Linked DNA regions of Homo sapiens: all the other regions are linked to region 3. The links are chromatin loops, found by intact Hi-C in ENCODE. Cell type or tissue: GM12878. All regions are shown on one strand.

What was found. Hi-C counts contacts between places; a loop is a spot of excess contacts. Peaks named below come from ENCODE experiments on the same cell type or tissue, not always from the same donor. Only the 100,000 strongest peaks of a DNase experiment are listed, where the experiment ranks them.
Region 1: it touches region 3 in a loop (3-fold over the local background); 11 of 110 quality-filtered maps call a loop at or near these places.
Region 2: it touches region 3 in a loop (3-fold over the local background); 11 of 110 quality-filtered maps call a loop at or near these places.
Region 4: a loop joins it to region 3, with 4 times the contacts of the local background. A loop is called at or near these places in 2 of 110 quality-filtered maps.

The regions. Positions count from the first base shown.
Region 1 is chr14:95,325,993-95,330,992 of GRCh38, reverse strand. LINC02292 (long intergenic non-protein coding RNA 2292) reads right to left here and starts at 1,409. Exons shown (of 3, transcript NR_110127.1): 1 at 1,325-1,409. It overlaps LOC105370637 (a long non-coding RNA gene), which reads left to right and starts at 2,121. Exons shown (of 2, transcript XR_944171.3): 1 at 2,121-3,157; 2 at 4,156-4,824. RefSeq lists an enhancer at 3,054-3,123. In GM12878, no CTCF peak of the experiment used is centred here; DNase peaks (open chromatin) are centred at 2,942 and 3,788; H3K4me3 peaks cover 1,429 bases; H3K27ac peaks cover 1,458 bases.
Region 2 is chr14:95,312,529-95,317,528 of GRCh38, reverse strand. The region is part of intron 1 of CLMN (calmin); the gene reads left to right. Among named protein-coding and RNA genes, the nearest start is that of CLMN, 4.9 kb to the left of the region's middle. RefSeq lists a silencer at 2,611-2,670. In GM12878, no CTCF peak of the experiment used is centred here; a DNase peak (open chromatin) is centred at 2,668; H3K4me3 peaks cover 501 bases; H3K27ac peaks cover 535 bases.
Region 3 is chr14:95,262,729-95,267,728 of GRCh38, reverse strand. The region is part of intron 1 of CLMN (calmin); the gene reads left to right. Among named protein-coding and RNA genes, the nearest start is that of CLMN, 55 kb to the left of the region's middle. RefSeq lists enhancers at 1,783-1,832, 2,073-2,122, 1,353-2,552 and a silencer at 2,273-2,332. In GM12878, no CTCF peak of the experiment used is centred here; a DNase peak (open chromatin) is centred at 2,068; H3K4me3 peaks cover 1,113 bases; H3K27ac peaks cover 2,894 bases.
Region 4 is chr14:95,209,057-95,214,056 of GRCh38, reverse strand. It overlaps CLMN (calmin), which reads left to right. Exons shown (of 13, transcript NM_024734.4): 6 at 648-838; 7 at 3,178-3,371; 8 at 4,580-4,662. Among named protein-coding and RNA genes, the nearest start is that of DICER1-AS1, 54 kb to the right of the region's middle. RefSeq lists an enhancer at 2,022-2,071. In GM12878, no CTCF peak of the experiment used is centred here; DNase peaks (open chromatin) are centred at 1,736 and 2,116.

The DNA of each region.
Region 1 (5,000 bases), 63 kb before region 3:
CCCCCAAGGATAGCACGTGGTCCCTGCTGCGTGCCTACTCTGTGCCAGAAAAGTTCTCCACATCACGTGTATATTACTTCATTGAAAAATCACTGCTATCTGGGCGTGGTGACTCATGCCTGCAATCCCAGCACTTTGGGAGGCCAAGGCAAGAAGATTGCTTAAGGACAGGAGTTCGAGACCAGCCTAGCCAACATGGCGAAACCCCGTTGCCACTAAAAATACAAACAATTAGCCAGGTGTGGTAGCACATGCCTGTGATCCCAGCTACTCAGGAGGCTGAGTCATGAGAATCACTTGAACTCGGGAGGTGGAGGTTGCAGTGAGCTGAGATCATACCACTGCACTCCAGCCTGAGTGACAGAGTGAAACTCTGTCTAAAAATAAATAAATAAAAAATAAAAGTCACTGCCACCTCCATTTTACAAGAGGTACCGAGTGGATATGTTACTTCCCCAGGGCCTCACAGGGAGGAAGTGGTGGAGCTGGGATTTGAACCCGGGCTGTTGTTTTTGTAAAGGATCGAATAAATGCTGTGAATGTACTGATCTATGATAAGCTAGCTGCATGAGATGGAGACTCAGACACAGATGAAGCCAAAGCTGAGATGCAGAATTTACTGAGAAATCGCATTGTATCTCACAAGAGCAAATTGCTAAGCCCACCACGTATCCAGGCTGTGCCGTCCGATTGAAGAGCCTGTGCTCTGAACTCCATACAGCCTCCTTCCTGCAGCTGAGGAGCTGGAGGCCTACGGGAAAATGGGCTCTAGATGGCTGAGTTTCAACGGGAGCCTACCAGTGTCCCTCCCCAGCCTCGCACCTGCCGTGGCTCCATAACCAAGAACCCACTCTCCCTCTGGATCCGGCCCTCCACCCTTCCCTCCCAGCTCATATGCTTGGCCCAGGCTACACTGAGCTCCTGGACCACACCAGGCAGTTTCACACACAGCAGCTTTGCTCACCGGGCTCCCTTCACTTCCCTTGACCATTGCCCACCAGGAAAACATCCACTTATCTTTCTTGGCTTCATTAGGCCTCATCACCTCTACCAAGAGAACAACACTGGACACCAGATGCCCTTTGGGACACACCAGTGTGAGGCCACCCTCACCCTGCTGTGTGACCTTGGACAAGTGACTCAACTTCTCTCAACATCAGTTTCCCCATCTACAAAGTAGGAAAATGTTGTTTACCTCATGGTTTGTTGTACAAGTTAGAAAAAATGCACATCAAGCCTCTGACATGGCTTCTACTAAAAACATGGTACTTATTTTTAGAACGTTTTCCTGCCATCTGCCCCAGAAGAATTGAACTCTGTATACCTGTATACACCTCAGACTCTCTGGACATACTTGTGTCTTTTTTTGCTAGCACTTCTCACAAGCTGGCATCTTGTGTATTTTCCTCTGTTTATGTTCTGTCTCCTTCATTGCGGGACTTATTAAGGTGCAGCTCCTTGGGGGCAGGAATCTTGTCTGTCATGTTCATCACCGGATTCCAGGGCTCAGAATGCTGCCTGGCACTTGCTAGGTCCTCCATTAAAGTTGGCTGGTGAAATGAATGAACAAATAAAGGAATAAAAAAAGGAACAAATGAACCCATACCCACCTCCTGCATTAATCTTATCCATCAATCTGTCCCCAGCTCCCAGCCCAGTAACTGACATGTGTGTTCAGCGGGGATTATAGAACAAATCTTATCAATTCTGTGTTTATGCATTTATAAAACACAATTTAACGACGCACTAAATCAGATCAGCATGAATGAAGCTTTCCAGATGGGCACTGAACCAGGATTCTCTTTCTTCGTGTCTTGCTTTCTCAAAACTGGTCCACATTATCCTCCCCAGCAGCATAAGAACTGCCCAAATTGCCAGCCTTAGAATCATGAGCTAATTAATGAGACTGCTTTGAGTCACTGTGCTTTGCTTGTAGGTATGATCGCCCCACAGCCAAGACTAACTGATGCAACAGAGGAAGGGCTCCCCGAGGAGGGGAGGGCTGAGCTGGATCTGAATAACCAGAAGAAGACTAAGAGAAAGCAGTAAATTCCCGGTGGAGGAATTTCGAAGGTGTGTGTAGGAAAGTCATTTGGAAGGAGATAGGACAGCACTTTTTTTTTTTTTAACACCTTATTGAACATCCAGCCAGAAAATGTACAATTGGCAAACTACCCCCTAGAGAATAACACGCTTGTACGACCAGACCCATATGAGAAACAAAGCATGACCGGCACCCCAGAGGCACTCCTTACGCTCCTTCCATTTCCCACCTCCCTCCCAGGCTAACCACTATCCTGACTTTTCTCATCACAGATTGTGTTATTTTTGTAGCGTTTTTTCAACTGGACTCTGCATTGTGCATTATTTTGTATCTGGCTGCTTTCACCCCATGTTAGAGTTGTGAGACTCATCCGTGTTGTTCTCTCCTTTTCCTCTTGATAAATCGTATTCCATTATTTACCCATCCTCCTCCTGATGGATCTTTGGGCTGTGTTGGCTATGGAGAATAACACTGCCATGAATACTCCTGAACACATCTTTCAAGGAATATATTTGTACACTTTTTTTTTTCTTTTTTCAAGACGGAGTCACGCTCTGTCACCCAGGCTAGAGTACAGTGGCGTGATCTCGGCTCACTACAACCTCAACCTCCCAGGTTCAAACGATCCTCCTGCCTCAGCCTCCTGCCTCAGGCCTGGGATTACAGGCCTGCATCATGATGCCCAACTAATTTTTGTATTTTTAATAGAAGACAGGTTTTCGCCATGTTGGCCAGGCTGGTCTCAAACTCCTGACCTCAAATGATCCACCCACCTCGGCCTCCCAAAGTGCTGGGGTTAACAGGCATAAGCCACCACGTCCAGCTGATATTTGTACACTTCTGGTGAGTGTAGACCGCCAGTGAAATTCTTGGGTCATAAGGTTTGCACAAAAAGCAGCTCTTTTGAGGAACTGAAAGGAACAGGTGGCTTGAAAGAGGAGCGGGGAGCTAATGAGATGAGGGGTCAAAATTTCTCAAGCCCTGTGAACACGGCAAGGAGGCTGATTTTCAAGAGATGTGCAGGGGGAGGCCAGGGAGTGACATGCTCCAATGACATTTTAAGATCACCCTGGAGAGTGAGGTTGGAGACCACCATGGGGGACAAGGAAACAGGTAGGTGGTGGTGGAGGGCATCTAAGGGAGAGATGACCATGGCCGGGACCAAGATGCTGTGGAGATGGAGAGGAGAGGATCGTGCTCTAGTTAGCTAGTACCGCATGACAGAGCTGAGCAGCTTAAAACTATGCAATGGATTTTCTCCAAGGATTTTGGGGGTTGACTGAGCTCTGCCGGGAAATTCTTGTATGGGATCTCTCATGCTGTTGCAGTCAGGTGATACAGGTGATAGCTGGGGCTGTAGCTCCAGCCAGGCCAAAAGCTCAGCTGGGCTGAAGATGAGCTCTTGTCCGAGGTGGGTTTTTCACTCACCTGCTTGGCTCCTGGGCTGAGATGGCTCAAGCAGTTGGGGGCTGGTGGGACCTATGTCACCCCATATGCAACTGACTGGGCTTCCTCATAGCATGGCACTCTCAGATTGATTAAATGGAAGAAGCCTGTGACCAGAGCAAGTGTTCTAAGAGGCTAGGACAGACGCTGCAAGGCTTCCTATGACCCAGCCTCAGGGGCCCCCAAATATTGCATCCACTACATTCTCTTAGCCAAGCAAGTCATTAAGTCCAGCTGAGGTAGGAAGCAGGACTCAACTCTGAAGGTGGGGCTCAGATACCGGAACAAACTGAGGACTAGCTGAAACAGGTTGGGACAGAAGCACTTCCCCATAAGACACCCCACCAGTTTGCCATGTGAGTTTACCATTGCTGTGGCAACACCTGAAGGTTACCACCCCCTTCCATGGCAATGACCCAGCAATCCAGAGGTTACCATACTTTTCCTAGAAATTTCTGCTCAAACTGTCCCTTAATTTGCAATATAATTAAAAGTGAGTATAAACGCAACTGCAGAACTGCCTCTGAGCCACTATTCTGGGTATGCTGCCCATGGGGTAGCCCTGCTCTGCAAGGAGCAATGCCTTTGTTTCTGCTGTTGTACACTGCTGCTTCAATAAAAGTTTCTGATTAACACCACCAGCTCACCCTTGTATTCTTTCCTAGATGAAGCCAAGAACCCTCCCAAGCTAAGCCCCAATTCTTGGGCTCACCTGTCTTGCATCACAGCCCACTTTCAAGGGAGGAGAAAAGAGATTCTCCTGTTTCATGTGAGGAGCAGCATGCCCCTGTGGGAAGGGAAGAGTTGGTGGGGGTCTTCTTTGGATGACACTGGCTACCAAGGATGGATTTGGACTTATTGCTGGCTTGGATAAAGGCTTTTTGTTTGTTTTTGCTTTGTTTTGGAATCTACATGTTGAAATCAATTTGAACAGCAGGAAACATACATACTTTTCCAGCACAGCCACAGTGTTTGGGATGCTCAGGGGTCAGAGGCAGAAATGTCCCCAGCATTTCACACACACAGAAGAAAGCTTTCTGCAAAGGGCAATGGAGAGACTTTTTGCTCCTGGCCTAATAGGGAAAACTTGCCCCTTGTGATCTTGTTTACCTAAGACCAACAATTGCCTGAAAGTATTTCTTAGTGAATTTCTAACTTGAACTATTCTCCTCAAAGGCTGCTGCTGCAGAGCAGAAAGATCAGACTTGGTTTCCGCAAAACACCTGGACTCCAGTTACTTCTTGGCTAACCTAATGACTTATGTGACCTTGGGGACATTACTGAACTTTTTTGTCCTTTGTTTCCTCATCAATAAAATCAGGATGATAACCGTATCTCCTTGGAAGAGTTGTTGAGAGGATTAAATTAGATAATACATACAAAGCACTTGGCCCAATCCTTGGGAAATAGTGAGTTCTTGGTCAATGTCAGCTGCACAGTAATAGATGCACAACAAATCTGTTGTAATTGAGTTGTCCATGTAAGGATTGTCAGCTCGAAGCACTGGCTC
Region 2 (5,000 bases), 50 kb before region 3:
TTCCATGGTATGGATGCCCCGCTGTTTGATGATTCATTCACCTGTTGAGGGACCTTTGGGTTGTGTGCAGTTTGGGGCTATTATGAATGAATGAAGCTGTCCGTGTCTTTTGGGGGCATTAGCACTGTAGAGTTACCGTGTCGGGCGTTGTGCTTTGCTTAGCATTGCTGAGAAGAGGCTGGGAGTGGAGATGGGGGCAGGCATCTGTCTTCTCTTGATTTTTCCCTTCTCTTGATTTTTCCTTTGGTCAGTCTCTTGACTGAATGCTTAATAGGCATTTTCTCTCCTTGCTCCTGTGGTACTCAGGAAGTCTCAGCCAAAGGGCCGAGTCCAGAAGGTGCTCCACGCCGAGCTTAGTTAGAGCATCTGCCATAACTGGCTGTCAGATGTCAGATGGCCCGGGATGTGCCTGGATGATCGACTTTGGGGGCCACCAGCAGGGGCCTTGTTCTTCTGAACTCAGTGCAGAGGGTAGTCAAGTTATGGGAGGCAGGAGGAGTCCAGGCAGAGGGGCTGCCATTGAAGCTGTGTGCCTGCTTACAGCACAGATAGCCGCAGTTGTCGTGGCGATGGAAGGAGGGCTACAGTGGGATCTTACAGATCTCTAATCATAGGGATTGAGAGGGATTCCTGGCCTCCATCTGTAGGCAGCAGCTGCTGTCAGGGTCAGGCATTCCTGATTCTTTTCAGAAAGCTTTGACTCTCTTGGGGCCCTGGGATGGGGTGATCCTGGGGTCATTAATGAGGGGTAGCCCTGAGCTTACAACCTCTGGGATATTGCATTTCAGGGAAGAATAGTTTAATAATAGAGCTATATCTTTGTATCTTTCCATATATCCATAAGTTTAAGTTGACTTAGAAGTATCTTGGCCTCTGCTCACTTGCTCATCCAAGGCTTTTATCTCTCACGCTGAACTGTAGGATTCTGAAATCCATGCAATGTGATTGTGATGTCATAGGTCATCCCCCAAAAAACATTGGAATGAAGATTTCTCGACCTGTCTTTGGAGGTCCGGGTGAGCTGGGCAGAGTGATGGCCCCTCCCAAGAGGCCTGCCACTCACCTTCCTGTGTCTGATACTTGAGCAGATGCAGTGTTCATGGATATGTTCACATGCATAGCTCAAAAAGACGTTCGTCAAGGAGGAGCCCTCTGGCAGAGCATGGGCATGTCCCTCTGGGCAGACTGCCTGTGCCACCCTCACAGGGTCCCTTGCAAGGAAACAGGGGTGGTCCAAGCTGTTGACCTTTTTGGAGAAGAGAAGATGGAATTGCAGGATGCTGGCAGCTTCTGCCAGGTGGTCCCTGCTTCCTTGGAGCCATGTGGGAAGGCAGGGACATATTTTCTAGAACTGATGTTAGAGGTGGTGTGTTAATAGGTCTGCGCCTTAGTTCCGTACCTGGCTGGGGGCTCTGGTGTCCTTCGAAAGACAGGCTAGTCTGGCTGCCCCCTCTCCCTCTTTGTCTGAGCCTCAGGGTCCAGCTCAGTGTTCCACCAGTTCTGGGGGTCACTGTACTGTTGGACAAAAAGGGGTGTCAGGCCAGGATTTAAAGAAGGCTCCATTCATGTGGGAAGCCTCCACCACCCAAAAAACCCACAACCCTTCTCTGAGCAGTTTAGCACATGTGTGTCGAGCACGTAGCATCTTGCAGACATTGGAGAATGAAAGCTGGTTCTAGTCTCTGCCTTTCAGGAGCGTGAAACTGTCATGGGCACCCAGCCAGACTGTAGCTTGAATTTTCTGATTCTAGCGGTGCAGAGGTCAGTTCTGCTTTGGGCCATCCCCTGTCATTCTGGTGCTTTTGGCGTTTGATGCTGTAATTCTGGACCTGGACTTTGAAGGCCAAGCAGAAACTTGACTGCGTAGGTTCTGGGTTGCACAGTGCAGAAGGGAGAGAAATGATTGGAATCCCCTCAAGGCAGGCTCAGAGGCAGGGCAGGGCCTGCGTTTTCCGAAGGATCAGCCCCGGCCCATGTGGCCCACTTTCTCCTTTTGTTCCACTGGCTCAGGCCCAGGTGCAGGTGTCCCTCATGCGAACTTGGACTCCGCAGTCACTGACTTCTTTACGGCTTTCCACCCACCACCCAGCCACTCGAGCATGTTGTTGCTAAAGCCACCAGTAGGTTTTGTGACCTACAGCAGAGCTTCCCAACCCATGAGCTAAGGGCAGCAGAGTGGGGGCCTGGGCAGCTCTTTGGCCCATCCCAGGACAAATGGTATCATGGTCCCATGTGACCACGAGAAAAAGGCTGGGTTGCACTGGCTTACAGGATGAAGTCCAAGCCCCTTGACCTGTTGTGCGAGGTCACCTGTGGCCTGGCTCAGGATGCCACACCAACCTTCTCTCCCATAACTCCCCAACAATTCCTGCCCCCACAGCCCACCCCTCCAGTTCCTTATCGCTCCATCTTTACCTCCCTATCTCTAGACCTTCCTTTCACACAGCAGTGGAGCACACAGCAGTGGGATGGGATGCTGCCATGGTCACCGTTATCCAGCAGCCAGAGAAGGGATGGAGCCAAGGAGGGACCGTTCCTGTTCCCACCTCCGCCAGCTCTTAGAGGGCACAGCAAGTGCACTGAAGGTTTCTATATAAAAACCCAAAGAAAACCAAATGCACAGGTTTCATGTCAAGGAACTGCCTGCCAGGGCACTACCCCTGGGGCTGTGTGCCTGGTTCTAAGGGATGAATCATCATGTAGAAAGTTTCTTTCTGACTGTGGCTGGGGTCAGGCCACGGGCTTTGAGTTCACTCCTGATTACAACAGGCAAAAGGCCGTGTTCTAGTGCCAGCTCCATCCCTATCTCATGGTGTGGATTTTTCTTGAGGGGCCTTTCCAGGTGGAGCATTGTGCGGCTGCGGAAGCCACAACCAAGACCCAAAGGCTGAAGGCCTGAGCCAGGGTCCTGGCTTTGTTGCAAACTCGCTGTGAGATTCTGAAAAATCTCTCTCCCTTGTGGTTCCTTAGTTTCCTCATTTGCAAAATGAGAGGGTTGGATTATCTGGGGCTCAAATCCACCCCTGGGAAGGTGGTCAAGGAGTGGTGGGCCTGGGCAGGTGCCCACCTAAAGCCGTCTGCCTTCCAGCCCGGCATGCATGAGTGGATGGCTGGTGTGTGACTCTGGGCTCTACTAAGCACTGCTGGCTGCATCCTAGATTCTTTTCACTGTGGAGTGCTGGAGATTCACTTCCACCAAGTGTCCTGGGTAGAAAATGTTGCATTTCATAAGCTTTGCTATACAAGTACACGTGGTAAATGATGTACATTCTTGGCTTGTCCTTGGCTGTCAAGTTGAAGGTACCTAGGGAGGTATAGTGGCCAGCCCGCCATCAGGGCAAACAAGGGGCTCTGGACTCCACCCAGGCATGTTTGTACCAAGGAACGAGAGTGTTCAGGGGCCAGGTAAAACAGAAGCCCATCTCACAAATGGCTTTGCAGCAGGGAGAGGGAAGCCCTCAGTCCAGTTGGCAGCAGACCTAGGAAGAAGTTTCGCCACAGAATCACGTGTCAGCAGCCACGACTTTGCATCAGAGCAGCCCAGAGCTGCCTGCTGGCCCTATAGCCTCATGAGAGAGGCGGGATGTCTCACCAGATCTGCAGCTCTAGGGAAGCAACCCTTTGCCCAAGAGGCCCAGATTTCATAAACTGCCCTCCCTGACCTGTGGAACACTCTGGCATTTAATTTTTCACTGAAATAGCTGAGGCTCTGGACAAAGTCCCTCTGCCCGACAAGCCATAGATCACATCTGCCCTATGTCTGAGAAGAAGAGAGAAAAATAAAGTAATTGTCTTTTTTGTGATTGAACCATTAAAAGTGAACTCCCTGTTCCCATAGAAACCTTTTTATAAATTTTTTTTCTTTCCCCATGCCTTTTTTTTTTTTTTGTTTAAACAGTGGTAGATTGCGTTAGTCACAGAAGGAATTAGAGGCAGCATCAGAAATCATAAGTGCAGCATCAAAAAATGGACTTTTTCTTCCTTACCAGGTCTTCTTTTCCTACTTTCTTTCTATCGGAGTAGGGATTTGCAAACTACGGCCCACAGGCCAAATCTGGCCTGCTGCCTCTTTTTGTGTATAAAGTTTTATTGGCACATAGACACACCCATTTATTTGCATATTGCCTATAGCTGCTTTTGCAGGACAAGGGCACAGCTGAGTAGTTGAGGCAAAGAAGTACCCACAAAACCAAAAATATGTATCATCCAGCCCAGTGTAGAAAAAGAGGAAGACAGAAATGGAGAAAAGTGTTAGTAAAATGCTCTCAGCAAAAGAAAAGTGGTGTGTGTATGTGTGTTTTTAATTTTTATTTTATTTTTTTGAGACAGAGTTTCATTCTTGTCACCAAGGCTGGAGTGCAATGGTGTGATCTTGACTCACTGCAACCTCTGCCTCCTGGGTTCAAGCAATTCTCCTGCTTTAGCCTCTCGAGTAGCTGGGATTACAGGCATGCGCCACCATGCCCAGCTAATTTTTATATTTTTAGTAGAGACAGGCTTTCACCATGTTGGCCAGGCTGGTCTCGAACTCCTGACCTCAGGTGATCCACCTGCCTTGGCCTCCCAAAGTACTGGGATTACAGGTGTGAGCCACTGCACCTGGCCGTGTATGTGTATTTTTAGTGTGTATCTCTCTGTGTGTGTATGTCTGTCAGTGATGTTTTTGCTAAAGTCAGCTGCTCTGCCTTGGAACAGCAGCCCAGGATGAAAGCCGTCAAGATGCCCCCACATCCCAGAACTAAGGTGTTATCTTGGAACCCCTGCCACGTGCCTCCCACACTTGCCTGGTCATTGTTATCCCACGTCTGATTCTATCCAGAAGAAAGCCCCAACATCTGTGGACAAGGAATCACTCTTCTTTCCAGCAGCAGTATGTGAATATAGGGGCCTGGAAGGCTGGAATCAGGTTCGTGGGGTGAGGCCGGCCAGCCTCCCTACGGAGTAGGAAATGGGTCCTTGTCAGCAAGTATCAGGCTGCTATGCAGAATACAGCAATCTGG
Region 3 (5,000 bases):
AAATATGAGAGTGTAGATATTTCTTTGATGTATTGACTTCCTTTGTTTTGGATATTTACCCAGTTGTGGGATTGCTGGATCATAAGGTACTTCTATTTTTAGTTTTTTGACGAATCTTCATAGTGGCTGTGTTAATTTACATTCTAGCAACAGTGTATGAGGGCTCCCCTTTCTCCACATTCTCACCAGCATCCGTTATTTCCTGTCTTTTGGTTAAGAGCCATTTTAACTGGGGTGAGATGATATCTCACTGTGGTTTCAATTTGCGTTTCCCTGATGATTAGTGATGTTGAGCACTTTATTCATATGCCTGTTGGCCGTTTGTATGTATTCTCTTAAGAAATGTCTACTTGTGTCCTTTGCCCATTTTATAATTGGATTACTTGGGGGTTTCTTTTTCTGTTGGGGTGTTTGAGTTCTTTGCATATTCTTGTTATTAATCCCTTATCAGATGGATGGTTTGCAAATATTTTCTCCCATTCTGTATGTTGTCTCTTCACTTTGTTGATTGTTTCCTTTGCTGTGAAGAAGCTTTTTAGCTTGATGTGATCCCAATTGTCTATTTTTTCTTTTGTTCCCTGTTCTTTTAAGGTCTTTTTCAAAAAATCTTTGCCCAAACCAATGTCCTGGAGCATTTCCTCAATGTTTTCTTTTAGTGGGTTCATAGTTTTAGGTCTTAAAGTCTTTAGTTCATTTTGATTTGATTTTTGTATGCTCAGAAATAGGAGTCTAGCTTTATTCTTTGGCATATGGTTATGCAATTTTCCCAGCACCACTTATTAAAGAGACTGCCCTTTCCCCATTTTGGCCCCTTTGTCAAAAATAAGTTGGCTGTAAATTCATGATTTATTTCTGGGTTCTCTATTCTGTTTCATTGGTCTTTGTGTCTTTTTTTATGCCAGTTACCATGCTGTTTTGGTTACTTGGCTTTGTACTGTATTTTGAAGTCAGATAGTGTGATGCCTCCAACTGTGTTCTTTTTGCTTAAGAGTGCGTTGGCTATTCAGGGTCTTTTGTGAATTTTTAGAAATTTTAGAATTTTTTTATATTTCCATGAAGAAAGTCATTGGTATTTTGATAGGGATTGCACTGAGTCTGTAAATCACTTTGGGTGATCTTGACATTTTAATATATTAATTCTTCCAATCCATGAACATGGAATATCTTTCCATTGTTTTGTCTTCTTCAGTTTCTTTCATCAGTGTTTTATAGTTTTCCTTGTAGCCATCTTTCACTTGGCAAAATCTATACCTAGGTATTTTATATTTTTATAGCTATTGTAAATGGGATTGCTTTCTTGATTTCTTTTTCAGATTGTTTGCTTTCGTCATATAAATGCTACTGATTTTTGTATGTTGGTTTTGTATTCTACAACTTTACTGAATTTATCAGTTCTAACATTTTTTGGTGGAGTCTTTAGGTTTTTCTAAATGCAAGATTATGTTGTTTTATATTTAAAGACAAGGATAACTTGACTTCGTTTTCCATTTGGATGCCCTTCGTTTCTTTCTTTTGCCTAATTGCTCTAGCTAGGACTTCCAGTACTATGCTGAATAAAAGTAATGACAGTGGACATCCTTGTCTCGTTCCAGATCTTAGAGGAAAGACTTTCAATTCAGGGGAAGCATACTTTTAGATACGCATTTGTAAATTCCCAAATCAAAGGACTGTGGCACTACCTGCTTACTCCCACTCAAATCTAAAGCTGATGACCAGGTGGGGTGGTCCCATCCTCTGGCATCTTGTGCCTCGACGGTGGCTTCTCCAGTGGCCCGTGTGTGAGATGTCTGGTTTCATCAGGAGATGGCTGGTTGTTGCAGCTGCCAAGAGGATTGTGTTGTGGAGCTGTTGCTATAGAGAAAATCTGATTACATTCAAACTCAAGCTCATTAAATCAGAATTTTCTTCTTCCTCAAGGCTGGAGAATGTCACTAGGAGGCCCTTCCTCTTTCTGCCTTCTTCAGGAAGGTAAACGTTCAACAGGGCTCTGTCTGAGCATGAAAAGAATGCCTTGTTTCTTCTGATCCTAGCCAGCTGCTCGGAATATGACTCACCAGGAAGTGAAAGTGAGAAATTGATATGGTTGGGCAATTGCAAATACTCACAGATGGTCTGATTCACAGGTAGTGCCTTCTCCTCTTTGTAGCACGCACTGTGCCAGGAGTCATACCTATGCATATTAGTCAGGGGTCTCCAGAGAAACAGCCAAGAGGATGAGTCTACATACAGAGAAAGACACTTATTTTAGGGAATTGGTTTATGCAATTGTGGAGTTTGGCGAGATCAAAGTCAGTAAGGTAGGTCAGCAGGCTGGAGACGCAAGGAAAAGTTGCAGTTTAAGTCTGAAGGCACCTGCTGGCAGAATTCCTTCTTGCTCAGAGGAGGTCACGCTTTGTGTTAAGGCTTTAACTGATTAGATGGAGCCCACCCACATTTGATGGAGGGCCGTCTGCTTTTCTCAAAGTCAGCTGGGGATTTTTTTTTTTTTGATTCAGAGTCTCACTCTTTCACCCAGGCTGCAGTGCTGTGGCACAGTCTCGGCTCACTGCAACCTCTGCCTCCCAGGCTGAGACCCTCTCAGCCTCACCCTCCCAGAGCAGCTGGGACTACAGGCATGCACCACCATGCCTGGCTAATTTTTGTATTTTTTTTGTAGAGACAGGGTTTTGGCATGTGGTGGTCTCAAACTCATGGGCTCAAACAGTCCTCCTGCCTTGGCCTCTCAAAGTGCTAGGATTATAGACATGAGCCACTGCAACCACACCTGGCTAATTTTTTTTTTTTTTTTTGGTAGAGATGGAGAGTTATCATGAGATCTGACGGTGTTTTGGTAGATCCATGTTGCCCAGGCTGGTCTCAAACTCCTGGATTCAAGTGATCCTCCTGCCTTGCCCTCCCAAAGAGCTGGGATTATAGGTGTGAGCCACTGCGCCCAGCCTTCAAAGTGTGATTTAGATGTTAATCTTACCTAAAAAACGACTTCACAGAAACATCTAGAATAATGTTTGACCACATCTCTGGGTGCCATTGCCTGGTCACGTTGACACATAAAAGTAACCATCACACTGTGTTTATTCTAAACATGCTCATAGAAGTGGGGGCTTTCCTGTGAAGGGCATGGACCCTGGGAGGCCTGGATGTGAGTCTTTCCTCCTTCATTTTCTAGTAGTGTAACCTTAGCTTCTGCGCGCCTCTGTGGTCTTGTAAACACACTAGCCATTTATTGAGCCCTCTGTACTGAGCATGGTGGATTTGTGATTCTCCCTGAGCTTAAAGACTGAATGTTTTACGGGACTAACCCAGGGTTGTACAGCTGCTAAGTGGGGCCTCGAATCCAGTTCTGGCACTCCGAGGTCACAAGGCTGGCTGAGGATTTATTAAAATAAGATGCAGGGGTCCGGCACAGTGGCTCATGCCTATAATCTCAGCACTTTGGGAGGCCAAGGCAGGCAGATTGCTTGAGCCCAGGAGTTCCAGCCTGGGCAACATAGTGAAATCCTAGCTGTACAAAAATTACAAAAATTAGCCAGGCATATTGATGCATGCCTGTAGTTCCAGCTACTCAGGAGGCTAAGGTGGGAGGATCGCTGGAACCCAGGAGGTCAGGGCTGCAGTGTGAGCTGAGATGGTGCCACTGCAGTCCAGCCTGGGTGACAGAGTGAGACCCTGTCTCAAATAAATAAATAAATAAATAAATAAATAAATAAATAAATAAATAAAGTAATAAGGTGCAAAGTAATAAGGTAGGTGTGTTGAATACCAAGTTGGGAATGGTGGTCATGAATCCGGACTCAGAGGGTCTGAGGTCATGATGATACTAGTGACAATGACCATAACCGACACTCACTGGGCATTTGCTGTGCCAGTCACTTGTGTGAGTTCTTCACAGGCACTAACTCATTTAATCCTCACAACAACCCCCCAAGGTGGGCACTGCCATTATCCCCATTTTCCAGAAAATTGAGGCACAACTTACAAAATGTATCCGAGGTTTCCTTTCTTCTCCCAGCCACCCCCACCTCATCTCTTTGGCTGCTCTAGGCTCTGCAAAGCCTGTCTCATGCCCTTCCAGCTGGAACATCCAGTTATGCTACCTGTGAATTCATATTCCAAGTAACGTTTAGGGCTCCATTGCCAAACTCCTGCATTGAGGTGAAGTGGGCAGATGCCTCCCGCTCCTTTTCCTGGGTCACACCGGAACCCTTTTGCTAGGTGGATGTGGCTACTTCATTCCCTCATCAGTGTCTGGATCTTTCAGGCTTGTAGGTGCCAGACCCCAGTGGGTAATAGGGTTTGGCTGTGTCCCCACCCAGATCTCATCTTGAATTGTAGTTCCCATAATCCCCACGTGCCATGGGACCAACCTGGCGGGAGGTAATTGAATCATGGGAGCAGTTACCCCCATGCTGTTCTCCTGATAGTGAGAGAGTTATCATGAGATCTGATGGTTTTATAAGGGGTCTTTTCCCCTTTGTTTGGCACTTCTCCTTGCTGCTGCCACGTGAAGAGGACGTATTTGCTTCTCCTTCACCTTCCACCATGATTGTAAGTTTCCTGAGGCCTCCTCCGCCATACTGAACTGTGAGTCAATTAAACTTATTTCCTTTATAAATTAGCCAGTCTCGGGTATGTCTTTATTAGCAGCATGAGAACAGACTAATACAGGGAGCCACATATGCGCTGGGCAGTTGGTTTGGGTGGCACAGGCTGAGCCTGGGAGCCACTGTCACTGCAGGGTGGTTAAGAGCTGTGCTCTGAGACCATGGCCTAGTTTTGCTCCTACCTCCCAGAAGAACAAGCTGCGTGGCCTTGGACACATGACTTGACTCTCTGAGGCCAACTTTCTCATCCAGAAAATGGGGAGGCTGGGCACAGTAGCTCATGCCTGAAACCCCAGTACTTTGGAGGTCAAGGCAGGAGGATTGCTTGAATCCAGGAGTTTGAGACCAGACTGGGCAACATAGGGAGACCCTGTTTCTAGAAAAAATACAAAAATTAGC
Region 4 (5,000 bases), 54 kb after region 3:
ATGGGGGAGTGCAGTAAGGAAAACTTCCTGGAAGAAGTGACACCAGAGCTGGGTTTTGAAGGATGAGTAGGAGTGCGCTAGACCTCCTACTCATCTTTCAAACTAAGTTAGACGTAACCTACTGTGTGTGTGAATTGCCTGAGGGTGGTATTGAAACAGATTCTGATTCCAGTAGCTCTGGGGTAGAGCCTAGGGTTCTGCATATCTTACAGAAGTCCTCATGAGAGGAGTTCACTGATGGAGGGAAGGGACATCGAGGCAGCAAGGGCAGGATGAGCAGAAGCAATGGGGCTTGAAAGAGCTCAGTGAAGTCTGGGAGTGATGGGCGGTGAGAGGAAAGGGGCGGCAGAGTTGGGTCAGGAAGACCTGGTGTGAAGTGCTGGCTGGAGCTGGAGAGACTCCAGGAAAAGACGGTCCTCCCTATAGAGTGTAATTACGTGTACCACAAGCCACAAGAAACGGACAGGCCATCACAAGTACTGCCTGTCCCCTGCCACAGCCATCAGAAAGGGTTTCTCTGCATTCAGAGAAGCAATCCTGCCTGAGCCGGTCCCTCCAGCCATGGTCCATATGGCCACCCGCCAGACAAGGGGCTTGCTGAGAGGGTGGGTCTGTTGCTGGGGTCTGAAATGCCATTTTCCTTCCAGATTAAGGAGCTCACAGGCAACCTCAGCAGAAACTCTCCATCTTCCAGCTTGTCCCCTGGCTCAGGGGGCACAGACTCAGACTCATCCTTCCCACCCACACCCACTGCAGAGAGGAGCGTGGCAATATCGGTGAAAGACCAGAGGAAGGCTATCAAGGCCCTGTTGGCGTGGGTGCAGAGGAAAACGAGAAAGTAAGCCGCAGCCCCTCTCCCCACACTACTTCATTTAACTAGCTGCTTTCAGGCAGAGGAAAGGAGAATTAGTATTTATTAAGGTGCCAGTTATGTATGTGCCCATTGCTTCATATAGAATATCAGAACAGGGGGCAGGCGCGGTGGCTCATGCCTGTAATCCCAGCACTTTGGGAGGCCGAGGCGAGTGGATCACCAGGTCAGGGATCAAGACCATCCTGGCTAACACGGTGAAACCCTGTCTCTACTAAACAATACAAACAAAATTAGCCGGGCGTGGTGGCGGGCACCTGTAGTCCCAGCTACTCGGGAGGCTGAGGCAGGAGAATGGCGTGAACCTGGGAGGCGGAGCTTGCAGTGAGCCGAGTTCACTCCACTGCATTCCAGCCTGGGCAACAGAGCGAGACAACATCTCAAAAAAAAAAAAAAAAAGAATGTCAGAACAGGAAACCCTGCATTTTTCTGGTTTTGCAGTACACACAAAATGCAGTTTGCAGAATGTTTGGTTTGCACAAAGCTGATAAGATTTGAATACAGATCAGAGGAGCCTTCATCATGTTGCCTCTCAACATGGGCATGTCTCTTGGATTCTAATGACTTGTGTGCATTTAAGCTTCAGGGTATCTTCCAGAGTCTGTACCTACTTTAAAAATAGTAATAATAAAGGCTGTAACATACTCAAAGTTAGGTCGGACCTTCCAAAATCGAGACGGGAACTGGAGCCAAGTTCCGGCCCTGTTTCACCCCACACCGGCAGCAGAGTGATTTTAGCAGTTTTGTATCAGGCCTTTTTACCAGCAGCAGGCCCACAGCCCCTGGACCATGGGCACAAATGCCAGACCAGTGTGGTGGAAACCAAACCAACTCGGGGCCGCCCCAGCTCCTCAGCGTACAGACTGGTTGAGATCCTGGTGAATCATTTACCTTTCCAAGCCCCAACTGCAAATAGTATCCTATCACACACTGCCTTCCAGGACAATTAGGTGAAATTAAATAAAATCCATGAAAGAGCACCTTGCACAGTGCCAGCCCATATTAAGCACTTCACAAATATTGATTCCTTTATCCCCTGTGTGTGGAAATAAAAGAGGGAAGAGAGGTTGGATCTTCAGAGTTTTGATTGAGAGATCAAGCGTGGTAGATTGAAATTGACAAATGTGAACCACCATTAAATGTTGTTTACATAAATATCAACCAAAAAAAAGTTCATTGTCAGGGGTTAGGGTAGAAGGGGGGTGTGATGTATGGGAGAGGAAGTGTCTTGGGGTGATAGGACAGTTCTGTTTCTCTATTGTGGTGGTTACATTAATCTGTACACCACCGCCATGAAAAGTAACACCTGTGAAAATGTGAAATTCAAATGCAGTCTATAGCTTGATTAATAATTGTCTTGGACCAGTATTGGTGTTCTGGTTTGGATAACGCACCCTGGTAGCATAAGATGCTGTCACTGGAGGAAGCTGGGGAAAGAGTAGAGACTCTCTGTACTGTGTTTCAACTTCTTTTGGGTCTTAAATGATTTCCAAATAAAAAGGTACTTGGTTGTTTTTGGTTTTTTTTTTTTTTTTTAAGAGCGTTTATTGACCACGGTTGAGAGATTGGTGGAGTCTCAGGATAGATTCTACAGGAAATTAGTGCCTGGCAAGATTCTCTCCTCTTTTGTCCTTCACTTTTACTTTTAAAAAGTTGAGGTAGCCTCCATTCTACAAAATAGAGTGAAAGCTCTCTGCCCCTCACTTTTACAATGGTGCTTTTATTTCTATTACTGATAATAGTAGCTGTCATTAGTGAGTGGCTTTCTTGGGCTCCCAACGTTGTATATTAGGTTGACCCTATGACTTGGCCGTTCTTCTGGGGCCAGGCTCGACTTTCCCCACAAAAGCCCCAGCAAGTTCACTGTGTGGAGTTTGAGGCTCAGAGAGGTAGGTGACTTGCCCAAGGCCATGGCACTAGAAGCATAGAGGGGACAGCTGAGGTACAAACTTGTGTCTTTCTGGTTCCATTTTTATGGCACAGCACATTCCATGTTATGTTTTCAATGTCACTGATACAAGGAATGGTCTATACAGTTGGTCCTTTATGTGTCTGGGAATTGGGGAACCCAGGGTCCTATTTTGCCTCTTTGTTCAGTGTATACCCTCCTATTCCATTTGGCTGGAAATGGAAATGTGAGTGGTTCAGGGCAGCTCTCCCATGCTCAGGGATGAAGGCGTCTTCACCTGGCGAGGTCGGCAGCTCTGCCCCACTCAAAAACTCACGCGGCTGCTGCATGCTGACCTTGCACCTTTGAGTCTGTTTACTAACCAGCATCCTGGCCGCCGCTGCTGTTTTTCCTTCAGGTATGGCGTGGCGGTGCAGGACTTTGCGGGCAGTTGGAGGAGTGGGCTGGCTTTCCTGGCGGTGATCAAGGCCATTGACCCCAGCCTGGTGGACATGAAACAGGCCCTGGAAAATTCCACACGAGAAAATCTAGAGAAGGCTTTCAGCATCGCACAGGATGCCCTGCACATCCCCAGGCTCCTGGAGCCAGAAGGTAGCAGTGGTTCTCTCTTTCTTTCTAATAATTTTTTTTTACAAATGTACCACTTGCTGTCCCATGTGGAAAATCTGGAAAATACAGAAAAATCTAATGAAGAAGATTTTTTCTCCTATATTTCTACCACTCAGATCATATGGATATTTTTCCGATATTTTATATGCCTCTAATTATATTTTTACATAATTGTTATCATTTACTGTATATATATAATTTTGTACTTTTTATTTAACATTATATCATAAGTATTTTACATACTTCTATAATGTATTATATATTTTTATTGGCTGCATAATAATTCATCTAGTGGGCATACTAAAATGTACTTAGTGGCTGGGCGTGGTGGCTCACGCCTATAATCCCAGCACTTTGGGAGGCCGAGGCAGGTGGATCACCTGAGGTCAGGAGTTCGAGACCAGCCTGGCCAACATGGTGAAACCCCATCTCCACTAATAATACAAAAATTAGCTGGGCGTGGTGGCGCAGTCTGTAATCCCAGCTACTCGGGAGACTGAGGCAGGAGAATCACTTGAGTCCGGGAGGTGGAAGTTGCAGTGAGCTGAGATCGTGCCACTGCACTCCAGCCTGGGCGACAGAGCCAGACTCTGTCTCCAAAAAAAAAAAATGTACTTAGCTCTTCCACTACTGGTAGACATTGAGGTTGTTTCTGAAATATTTCCTTTTAGATATAACAACACCGCAGTGAACATCTTAGTAAATAAAGCTCAACGTGCATCCCAGATTATTTCCTTAAGGACCAGGTTTCATTAGCAGAATGACAGAGGGGGAGAGCCCATACCTGTTTAAAGGGTTTGGCTATCTCTGTGAAGTTGCCTTCCACGTGGGTTAGGCTAACGTAGGACTCCGTATACCATATGTAGGCTGCCTGGTTCACCGTCCTTGCCCATGGAGCCAGCAGCGAGCTGGCTGCTTACTGTGGAAGGGACTAAAACAGCAAGGAAGAAGGGACAGAATTTTGGGAATAAGAAGCCCTAAATTCTATATCCTTGCTTCTCTGTTCATCAGCCAGCTGTGAGATTTCAGTTAAATGATTCACCACCTTTGAGCCTAAAGTTCCTCAAGTGGAAAATAAAGAGAAAAAACCTTCAATAATCTGTGGGATTCTTCACCATCAGGCATCCGGGAATACTATTGAAAGCGTGTGTGTTTGTATCTCCTGCTAATTCCTGTGTCTCTCTCGACAGACATCATGGTTGACACACCAGACGAGCAGTCTATCATGACTTACGTGGCACAGTTTCTAGAACGTTTTCCGGAGTTGGAAGCCGTATGTTTGCTTTTCTTACCTTTAATTCCGACACCATACATTTCCATCCGCTGGCCATCAGACGAAGCAGGGACGTGGGCAGCGTTGCTCTGTGTAACTAGCAGTCAAAATCGCCAGTTGCTCCCAAGTCCCTTGAGCACGGCCTTACCATGTTTTAATTTCAGAATGATAGTTGTCCCCCTCATATGCGGGGGATACAGTTCAAGACCCCCAGTCGATGCTTGAAACTTCGGATAGTACCGAACCCTATATATACCACTTTTTTCCTATACATATGTATCTATGATAAAGTTTAATTAATAAATTAGGCACAGAAAGAGATTAACAACAACTAATAG